2 separate regions of the Homo sapiens genome follow, and region 2 is linked to region 1. A link is an interaction called in ENCODE POLR2A ChIA-PET data of the cell type or tissue named here. Cell type or tissue: Panc1. All regions are shown on one strand. Each heading gives the region's core, and the rest is flanking DNA. Links, peaks and the distances in the headings are about the cores only. Region 1 has its middle 3.1 kb from the start of SLC22A8. Region 2 holds the start of CHRM1 (cholinergic receptor muscarinic 1).

The links. ChIA-PET counts read pairs that join two places held together with the same protein. Peaks named below come from ENCODE experiments on the same cell type or tissue, not always from the same donor. Only the 100,000 strongest peaks of a DNase experiment are listed, where the experiment ranks them.
Region 2: POLR2A ChIA-PET joins it to region 1 with 8 read pairs; 5 of 35 experiments call an interaction of 5 or more read pairs at or near these places.

What each region holds. Positions count from the first base shown.
Region 1 is chr11:63,016,796-63,021,174 of GRCh38, reverse strand. No RefSeq gene overlaps it. Among named protein-coding and RNA genes, the nearest start is that of SLC22A8, 3.1 kb to the right of the region's middle. RefSeq lists a silencer at 361-547 and enhancers at 313-894, 3,285-3,784. In Panc1, for the core only: a CTCF peak has its summit at 355 (motif pointing right); no DNase peak of the experiment used is centred there.
Region 2 is chr11:62,918,391-62,922,769 of GRCh38, reverse strand. CHRM1 (cholinergic receptor muscarinic 1) reads left to right here and starts at 1,407. Exons shown (of 2, transcript NM_000738.3): 1 at 1,407-1,552. LOC105369333 (a long non-coding RNA gene) reads right to left here and starts at 2,610. Exons shown (of 5, transcript XR_002957251.2): 1 at 2,329-2,610. RefSeq lists an enhancer at 549-1,083. In Panc1, for the core only: no CTCF peak of the experiment used is centred there; no DNase peak of the experiment used is centred there; H3K4me3 peaks cover 400 bases; H3K27me3 peaks cover 195 bases.

The DNA of each region.
Region 1 (4,379 bases), core at 184-4,183:
GCGCTCTGCAACTCCCCGTGGCCCCGCGCTCCCTTTCGCTGGCACTTGGCCCACCTCACTTGGCCACATCACCTGGCCCCGTGAGTTGAGTTGGCCAACCCTGGCTTAAGACATCGGATGAACAGAAAGCCGTGCTGGGACATGGGGACAGTGGCATGTGTCCCCTCCGCCTGCTGCTAAGGAGCGTCAGCCTGGGGTCCCGCCCTCCAGTTCTTAGGCAGGTGTCTGGTGTGAGGAAGCTCCGGGATCCACATAATCCGTTCCCTGCGCTGGGTTCTTTGCCAGGTGGCGCGAGGGCTCCAAAATGCAGCCACACCCTCCTGAGGAAACAGGTGCCGTTCCGGTGCACACCAGAAGGGGGCGACTCTCCCGACCGTGCCTTCAGAGCTGCCCATGAGGACATTTCCTAGCCTTGCCCTGGCAGCTGGAGCACAGCCCTCAGAGCGTCCTGTGTCCCTGCACTGTGCCACTTAGGGTGGCAGCTGAGACCCAGGCTGCCTGGCAACATGATGGGCTTGACCAGAATTAGTTGGGCCAGGGCTGCCTCCAAGGGCCCAGGGAGGGCCTCAAGAAGCCCACCCACATGGAAGGGCTTTCGGCCCGTGCCCCAGGAGCTGGAGAACACTCCTCCTGTTCTGGCCTCTCTTCCTCCTCCTCTTCTGGGAGTGTCGGGCCTTGCTGAGGCCTGTGCCCTCAGGGCTGACCCTGTAATTAAATACTGTGTGCCCAACACTGGGCTCAGGCTTTATACACTTTTATTTAAAACCCCAACAATCCCATAGGTAGGTTTTATTCCCCGTTTTGCAGTTACAAGTGATGAAACTGAGGCTTAGGCGGGCATCACTACGCAGCTAACAAGACGTAGAGTCGAGATTCAAATTCAGGCTTGTGCAGCTGGGCACGGTGGCTCATGCCTGTAATCCCAGCACTCTGGGAGGCCAAGGCAGGTGGATCACCTGAGGTCAGGAGTTCGAGACCAGCCTGACCAACATGGAGAAACCCCCGTCTCTACTAAAAATACAAAATTAGCTGGGCATGGTGGCGCATGCCTGTAATCCTAGCTACTCGGGAGGCTGAGGCAGGAGAATCACTGGAACCTGGGAGACGGAGGTTGTGGTGAGCGGAGATTGAGCCATTGCACTCCAGCCTGGGCAACAAGAGCAAGACTCCCCCTCAAAAAAAGAAAAAAATTCAGGCCTGCAGAATCCTCATTCCCTGAACTGCCTCACTCCCATAAAGGAAACTTTAGAATCAGCCTGTGAAGGGAGAGAGAGATTGGGGTTTGAGGGCAGAGGACATCCCATGGCAGGTCAAGCCTGAAACCACCATACAGAGGCCACCAAATCTGTTAGAACCACCCAAGCACAGGGGCTGAATCTGGAGTCCCTAATAAGTCACTGACGAAGCCACGGGCTGAGAGGCCCCCAGTCAGCCACCAGAGAGGAATAGCTCCTGGCCCTTGGGAATTTACGGAATGTCTCGCCATCCCTGCCAGGGACTGCAGTCTGGGGAGCAGGACAGGGGCCCACACGTGCTGCAGAACTGCCTGGAACCACCCTGGAGAGGGTGGTGAGTGGGCAGCCAGCAGGCAGCAGCCACAGCAGGAGCAGGGGCACAAATGGCCCCATGGAAGTTTCATGATGGGTGAGAGACCCAGAATCTGCCCAAAGTAAGGCTAGGCACCACTGAGTGTGACTCGGTGAGCCCCTGGAGCCTCACGGGTCACAAGCCTCAGGAGCTTCCCCACTCCCACCCCCAGGAGGACAGAGAAGCCCAGGGGATTATCGGCCCCTCTGAGACTATCGCAGAGATGTCCCAGCCCCTGAGACCAAGGCCACCACCCTGGATGGAAGAGAAATTCTGCCCAAGCTGCTTCATCCATTTTACCTCCCATTTCCCCCCAACACACCTTACACTCACATCCCTGGGTTGGCAGGTCCCTCTCCGGTTTTATCTTTTGATCCCCACCCTCCACATCCAAGTTCAGTGTAAAGGCCACCTTCTCCAGGCAGCCCACCCTGATCCCATTCCCCAAACCTGGTCATTATTACCCTCTCCTTTGACCCCTGGAATGTATGGACTTCTCCCATGACATTGAGGTCATCTCCTTCATGCTGTGATTGTTTCTGGGTGGCTGCCTCCTCTGAGGCTGGAGGGTAGGGCAGGCACCATAGCTCCTAGAACGGGGCCTCAGATATACAAGCCCATGGCGCACATTGGATGGAGGGAGGGATGGATGGATGAATGAACGGATGGACAGATGAATGGGCAGATGGACAGACAAATGAGTGAGCAGCTAGGAGGGTTGATGGCCCACAGAAAGTTCCATGAGGCCACCTGGAATTGTCCAGAATGCCCAGACTCACCTACTGCTTCTGAAGATAAGACTTGTCATAGCTCCTCCCCTGCCTGAGTGAATTTAAGACTTCAAAGAGTGTCCACTGTGTGGAGGTGCCAGGGAAGCGGGGAATCAGGCCAGTGCTGCTCCCCTCCCTGCACCTCAGTTTCCCATAGATAAGATGAGAATGTCGGACTAGATGATTTCATAGGCCCTTCCAGCTCAAAACACAGGTCCATGCCAGGACCCAGCAGAGAACAGGGGAGACTGAACCCAGGTCAGCTTAAAGGAGCCCCTGGAAGAGTTCAGAGAAAAGATGAAAAGAGAGAAGGTGGGAGGAGGAAGGGTGGGAGTGGGGAGAGAGGGAAGGAGAAAAAGAGAAAGAAAATCTATTTCCATATCCCAAATTAAAAATGCATCTAGCATGTAAGATTTCCCAAATTTATAGTGTCTTTAAAAAAAAAAAGTTAATTTGAACATATTGAATTTAGGATCACAGCATGTAAAAAGTGATAGATCCCCCAATAAGGTGGATTTGACTTGGGGAGGGACTGCCTGGGGCAGAGAATCCCAAAGGGAAGGATGAAGCGTGTGGGATGGGAGAGGAAGGGTGACGGAGGGAGAGGTAGGGTGACGGAGGGAGAGGTAGCGTGACGGAGGCAGGGCTCTTCTGGTCACTTTCTCTCCCACTTTAGCTGAAGCATCCCCCCACACCCACAGTCCCCACTTTAGCCAGAGCACCTCTATTGTCTGCTTTATACATTGATCTTATGAACCCAATATATTGTTTGAATAAAAGGTTTCTGGTGCTTTTTTTTAAAAAGCCACTTAACTAATGAAGAGAAACAAGAGGCACAGAGAGAGTGATTTGTCCAAGGTCATATAACAAGTGCATCACACAATTCCTGATATCACTAATCCAATCACATCCATTAGGGGTTGGGGGGCGCTGCCCGGATGCAGCTGCCCCTGGCTGGGCAGTTCAGATATGTATACTCTGGCTTAACTCCAGCAGCCTCAGCGGGGAGTCACCAGGCTCCTTTAAACAACATTCCACTAGGACAGGAACAGATGGATAACCCAAGCCAATTAGGAACCAGAAAATCTCCAAGAGGCCAAATGCCCAGAACAGGGGGAGCTCAGGGCGGCAGCCCAGCTCACTGCAAGCCTCACAGTCGAAAATCTTCCTAAAACAACCCCTTGGCTGCCTTGGAGCATAATTTAATCTTCCTTTGATGACTCCAGATCTCGCCCTGCCTCAGGCCACTCTGAGAACATCAATAACTGCTGGGCCCAGGTGGGAAGCCGAGGGGCAGGGCTGGACCCAGGTTGACCAGCTGACCCTGCCCTGCGGTAGGAGGGAAGCTCAGTCTGGACCCTGGGGGCTGGATACTGCCTTGGTGGAGAGGGGGGCCCAGGAGGAGAATGGAAAGCCCTCCCCAACCAAGAAGGGGAGCCCTAAAGGGGCCCCTCCCTAGCCCCTAGAGCAGGTGGGAAGGGGCAGCTCCCAGGGGTTTCTGGAGGTAGGAACAGAGAGGTAAAGGCAGGCAGGAGTGATGTTGAAGACCAGCCTAGGTGACTTTTTTTTTTTTTTTTTTGAGACGTAGTCTTGCTCTGTCACCGAGGCTGGAGTGCAGTGGCACGATCTTGGCTCACTGCAACCTCTGCCTCCTGGGTTCCAGTGATTCTCCTGCCTCAGCTTCCCAAGTAGCTGGGACTATAGGCGCGTGCCACATGCCTGGCTAATTTTTGTATTTTTAGTAGAGATGGGGTTTCACCATATTGGCCAGGCTGGTCTGGAACTCCTGACCTCGTGACCCACCCACCTTGGCCTCCCAGACTGCTGGGATTACAGGCTTGAGCCACCCCGCCCAGACCTCTAGGTGGCTCTTTAAGGGAGAGGCAATATATTAATAGTACAGTGCCCCCATAGGCTTCGTAGAGAATGTTGGTTCTAAGGGAGGGAATAGGCTTAGGGCCACCCTGCCCCTGCCCTGTGCTTCCTGGCTGGGGGATGGTGAGGAGGTCACTTAATCTCCCT
Region 2 (4,379 bases), core at 151-4,150, 98 kb after region 1:
GAGCCCAAACACCTGCCCACCACATGCTAATCATACCTCTGCTCTTCAGATTTCTCACCTACAAAATGGGGATAATTGATGCTCCCATTCCTTCCCACCTCTCACCCCAAGACTTCGACACAGCCCAGTGGGCAAAGAACACAGCAGCCCCAGAAGGCAGTCCCTGCAGCCTCCAACTCTCCTCCCCAGTCAGCTCCCGGGGAGGTCTCTAGGGCCAAACAGAGGCGGTGCAGGACCCACATCTCTAGGGCAAACGGCCCCCCAGGGGTTCTATCTCTGAGGAAGCTCAACACAGAAGTCCAGACCAGCCTGGCAGGGAGGGATGCTGGCCTCACCCAGTAGGGCTGAGGGAGATTGGGAGGAGGGCTCATCTCCTCCCAGGTACACACCTGTGAGCCCTGAGTGGGAGTCAGGGGAGACAGAGCTTGACAAGCTGGGAGGAGAGCTGTCTGTCTGCCTGTCTGTCTTCCAAGTGGAAGCTTGGGGTGGAGCAGGCAGGTAGAGGCTGCCTCACTTGTCAGAATTAGCAAGTTCCACAGTTGGGCAACACTCAGCCACACATCAGATACAGACACACGTGTGCACACGCGTCCTGCCTCCAGACTGATAGGGTCACACCTGCACTTACACAGGCTGCATGGTGACATGAGTACACAGGGACACACATATGCAAGGCACTCAGCCGCACATGGGGCAGGCACCTGGCCCTCTACTCATCCCCGAAAAGCAGACACCCATATACCCTCACAACAGGCTATGCATAGCCCAATGCTAGCGCACACAGCCCAGCATGCGGGCACGTTCACTCAGCCCCCGGGCGGGTGCGCCAGCCCTCTGGGTCTGTTCCAAGTTGGAGCCTCTCACGTGAGGCCCAATGTGTCATTTCCAAACAGAAGGAATCTAGCTCTCTCACAGCAGGGAGGAAGAGCAGGGTGTGTAGTTGGGTGGGTGGGTGCGTGGGCATGTGCAGGGGGGAGGGCGTGTGTGCGAGGGAAGCAGGCATGTGAATACCAGGGCATGTGTGTTGGGGCATGGTGCACAGGGGCTGGGGGCTCTAAGGTTGGGTGGGGGGAGGAGCCCAAGGAAACAGTGTGCCTTTGTGAGGGTGTGTGTGCCGCCGGGTCTGTGCAGTGGGTGTGGGTGTTTGTCTCCCTGTATCCGCCTTCTCTCCCGTCCGGGACTTTTAGCCTTCCTGGGCTCGCCTTCCTCATGTCCTTTCTCCTCCCTCTTGGGGCTCAAATTGGGTGCCCTGGTGAAGGAGGGGGGCACACTCCAGAACCTAGTCCAACCCCAGACGCTGCCTGAGGCTTCCCTCCAGCTCCCCTCCCTTCCTTTTCTCCCTTTCCTCCCTCCCTCTCTTTCCCTTTCTCCCTCCCCGCTAAGGCTGGCGTGCCAGGGGGTGGGACATGCCAATCACTGGCTGTGCCTCTCCCGCTGCCAGCACAGGGCGCAGCTCCCCCTGGGAGCCAGGTGTTTGGGTCCCTGGAGACGCCGCAGGCCCCCAGGGAGGCAGTGGGGCTGAGGACCCTACAGACCCCTCTTCAGCCCCGTGGTGAGTACATTTGGGAGGGCTTGGGAGGGGCTGCACTAAGGTAGAGGGTAGGAGGGTCCTGGGGAGCGGGGGAGGGCAGGGATCAGGATGAGATGGAAATAGGGATGGACTCACAGAGATAGGAGGAGGCCAGGGAGGGGTCTAGAGGGCAAGGGGGCTCTGTAGCATTGAACACTGACTGCTCCAAACACTCGGCCTCCTGGCTTTGAGTGGATATAGCTGATGTTTTTCTGGGCTTCTGCTGGCAGAGGAGATGGAGATCCCCCTCAGGAAACTGGACCTGAGGCCCAGAAGGGATTAGGCTGCCTGGTAGCAAGCAGAACCCCCAACACCCTAGGGGCAGAGTGGGAAGGGCAAAGGGCCAGGAAGCAGCCCTTGCCACCAGCATCCTGTGGGAGGTTGACCCCCATCTTGATGGGGGTGCCAGTCCCAGAACCTCCTGTCCTCCCTCAGGGCACCCTGAAACCCACCACCCCCGTCCACCTCAGCTCCCCCAAGATGGACTGAATCAGGCTGCTGGCCAGATAGAGAAGCTAGAAGCCAAGGTGGGTGTCAGGCCAGAAGCCAGCAGGAGACCAGGCAAAGAGCCCCAGGGCTCTTTGGGGACAAATGGGCATGTGGGTGGCCACACTAGCCAGGGAAGGTGGCCCTGACGTGCGCAGGGGCCCAGAGGACCCTCCTTATGTTTCTAGTATCTTGGGCTCCCGCAGGGTGGGTCTCAGTCCTATATCCAGGCAATGCATGGATACCAATGGGCACCCACGCCAGGTACTCACCCCAGTGCCCGCAGACTGCACAACATGGGGATGGGCTAGGGGCCAGGAACTCTGATGCTTGTAGAGTTGTCAGCTCCTGGGCAGGCCAGCTGGGGAGGGGGTCGTCAGCTCTCATTAGGTCATCCAGACATGTGCAGCTTAGAGGTTATCAGAGCCAATGGAGAGGGGTTCACATCTTTGCACAAAACACACCTGCAGCTCCACCCAGACTGACCCAAGACCCCTGCCCAACTGGCTGGAAGGAGTCAGGCAGTCTCCAGTAGCCAGACAGTCTCCTTTCTCAGGGTAATCAGCTGTTCAGTGGGCTGTCAGATGAGAGTTCTCTGCCCTCTGACCTCAGCCACCAGGCAAGCTGCAGTCGCTATCGCGGCTGAGATATGAAAGGGAAGGAGATAGTGAAATGGGCTGCAGAAGATGTGGGTCTTGGCTCGCAGCTGACAGCTGGCGGTTGGAGTTCTGAGAACTGGATTCTGAAGTGTAATGGGGAGTCCAAAGTGTCAAGAAGGGGCTAACCAGAGGTCATGTCAGACCTAGAAAGGAGGCTTTCTATTGTATGGAGGGACTGAGGCTGAGAAAGGGAAAGGGACATGCTCATGGTCGGAGAAGGGATATGTAGGGATCCAGCTGGGGCTCGGACCCCTTCTCCGCATCCTCAGCACAACACTGCGCTGCCGCCTCCATGAGCAGGAAGATGGGGTGGGAGAGCAGGGGGCGCAGTAAGCTCTGAGACGCAGAAGCTTGGGCTCCCAGCAGGCGGGGAGAGGTGGGTGAATTGCGCTGGGTTTCTGCTCTGCTGTGGTGCCATGGTGATGCCTACAAGGATGGAGGAGGGAGGGAGAGAGAAGAAAGGAAATGAGGAGGAGAGTGCAAGGAGCCAGGAGCAGGGGGCTTGCGGAGAGGAGGATGAGGGACCCAGAACCTCTGATGCCACACTGGCAGAGTGAGGTCTAGGGTCCAGCTGCTCATGCCCAGGCTCTGTCATGGTCTGGCCAAAGTCAGGCAACTGCTTAAGATCCATCATGGGTGAGCAAATTTGGCAGTGATTCTAGGGCTGATGCTTCTCTTCCAGCTAAGCAGTGTGTTTCATGTAGCATTTAACTGATGGCTGCTGCCCTCCACAAGACTAGTTGGCCCTCCCAATGGCAACTGTTGAGCCTTAAAAATGTGATAAATTCTGTTTACTCCCTCATTCTCAAAGCCAGACATCAGGGGTGGAAGTTTTGTGCACCTTAATGGGTCAAGAGCTGCTGTCAAAGAAAAGTTAACCCCGAGGGGAGAGCTGCCTCGTATGGGCTGGCTTCTGGGGTCAGGCCCTAGCAGAAGGGATCAGTGAGTAGACCTGGCCAGAAGGAGCGCCCTCCTCATTGCATATGTGAGGCCTCAGGTGCCCAACCCCACAGCCCCCTCCACATACCTCCCACTCCCCAATGTTATCCCCTCTTCCTAACCAGGACTCTACCAGCTTCCAGGCCCAGAATCACAAGATGGCTCCGCTCCTCCCTCCTAAATATCTTCCCCAGCATCCCCTCATTCCCTCCCTCCCCTTCTGTACTCTTTGGCCAGCGGTACGTTCAGAAAAGCCTGGTGTTCAGGAATCCCTCTCCCCATTTCCCTTTCCCTGCCTCCCCCAGTGGTTCTCTCCACTCCCAGTTGCTCTCACAAGCCAGATCCCCAGCCCCTAGGGATTGGTCCTGGGCGCTGGGAGTCAACAGTCTGGCCTGCTGTAATAAAGGCTCTGACCTCATCCCTTAACCCTTTGAGCCCAGGCTAACATTCTCCTCTCCCCAGTGACAAATGCTTTGGCACGTCCATGTCTGTCCTGGCACCTCACTTAGCTTCCCTGCAGCCGGGTGAGGCAGGGTTTCCTTGGTCCACTTTACAGACAAGGATGCTCTTGGCTGTTTTTCTCCTATGCTCTCCAGCCAGGCAGGGCCTCACTCAGGGAAGCAGGGACCTGGCAGATGAGATGTGGGAGCTCAAGGGAGAAGAGGGGCCTCTGGACCATGCTCTGGACCTGGTCCTGACCCCCACAGGTTCACCCTCAGGCTCCA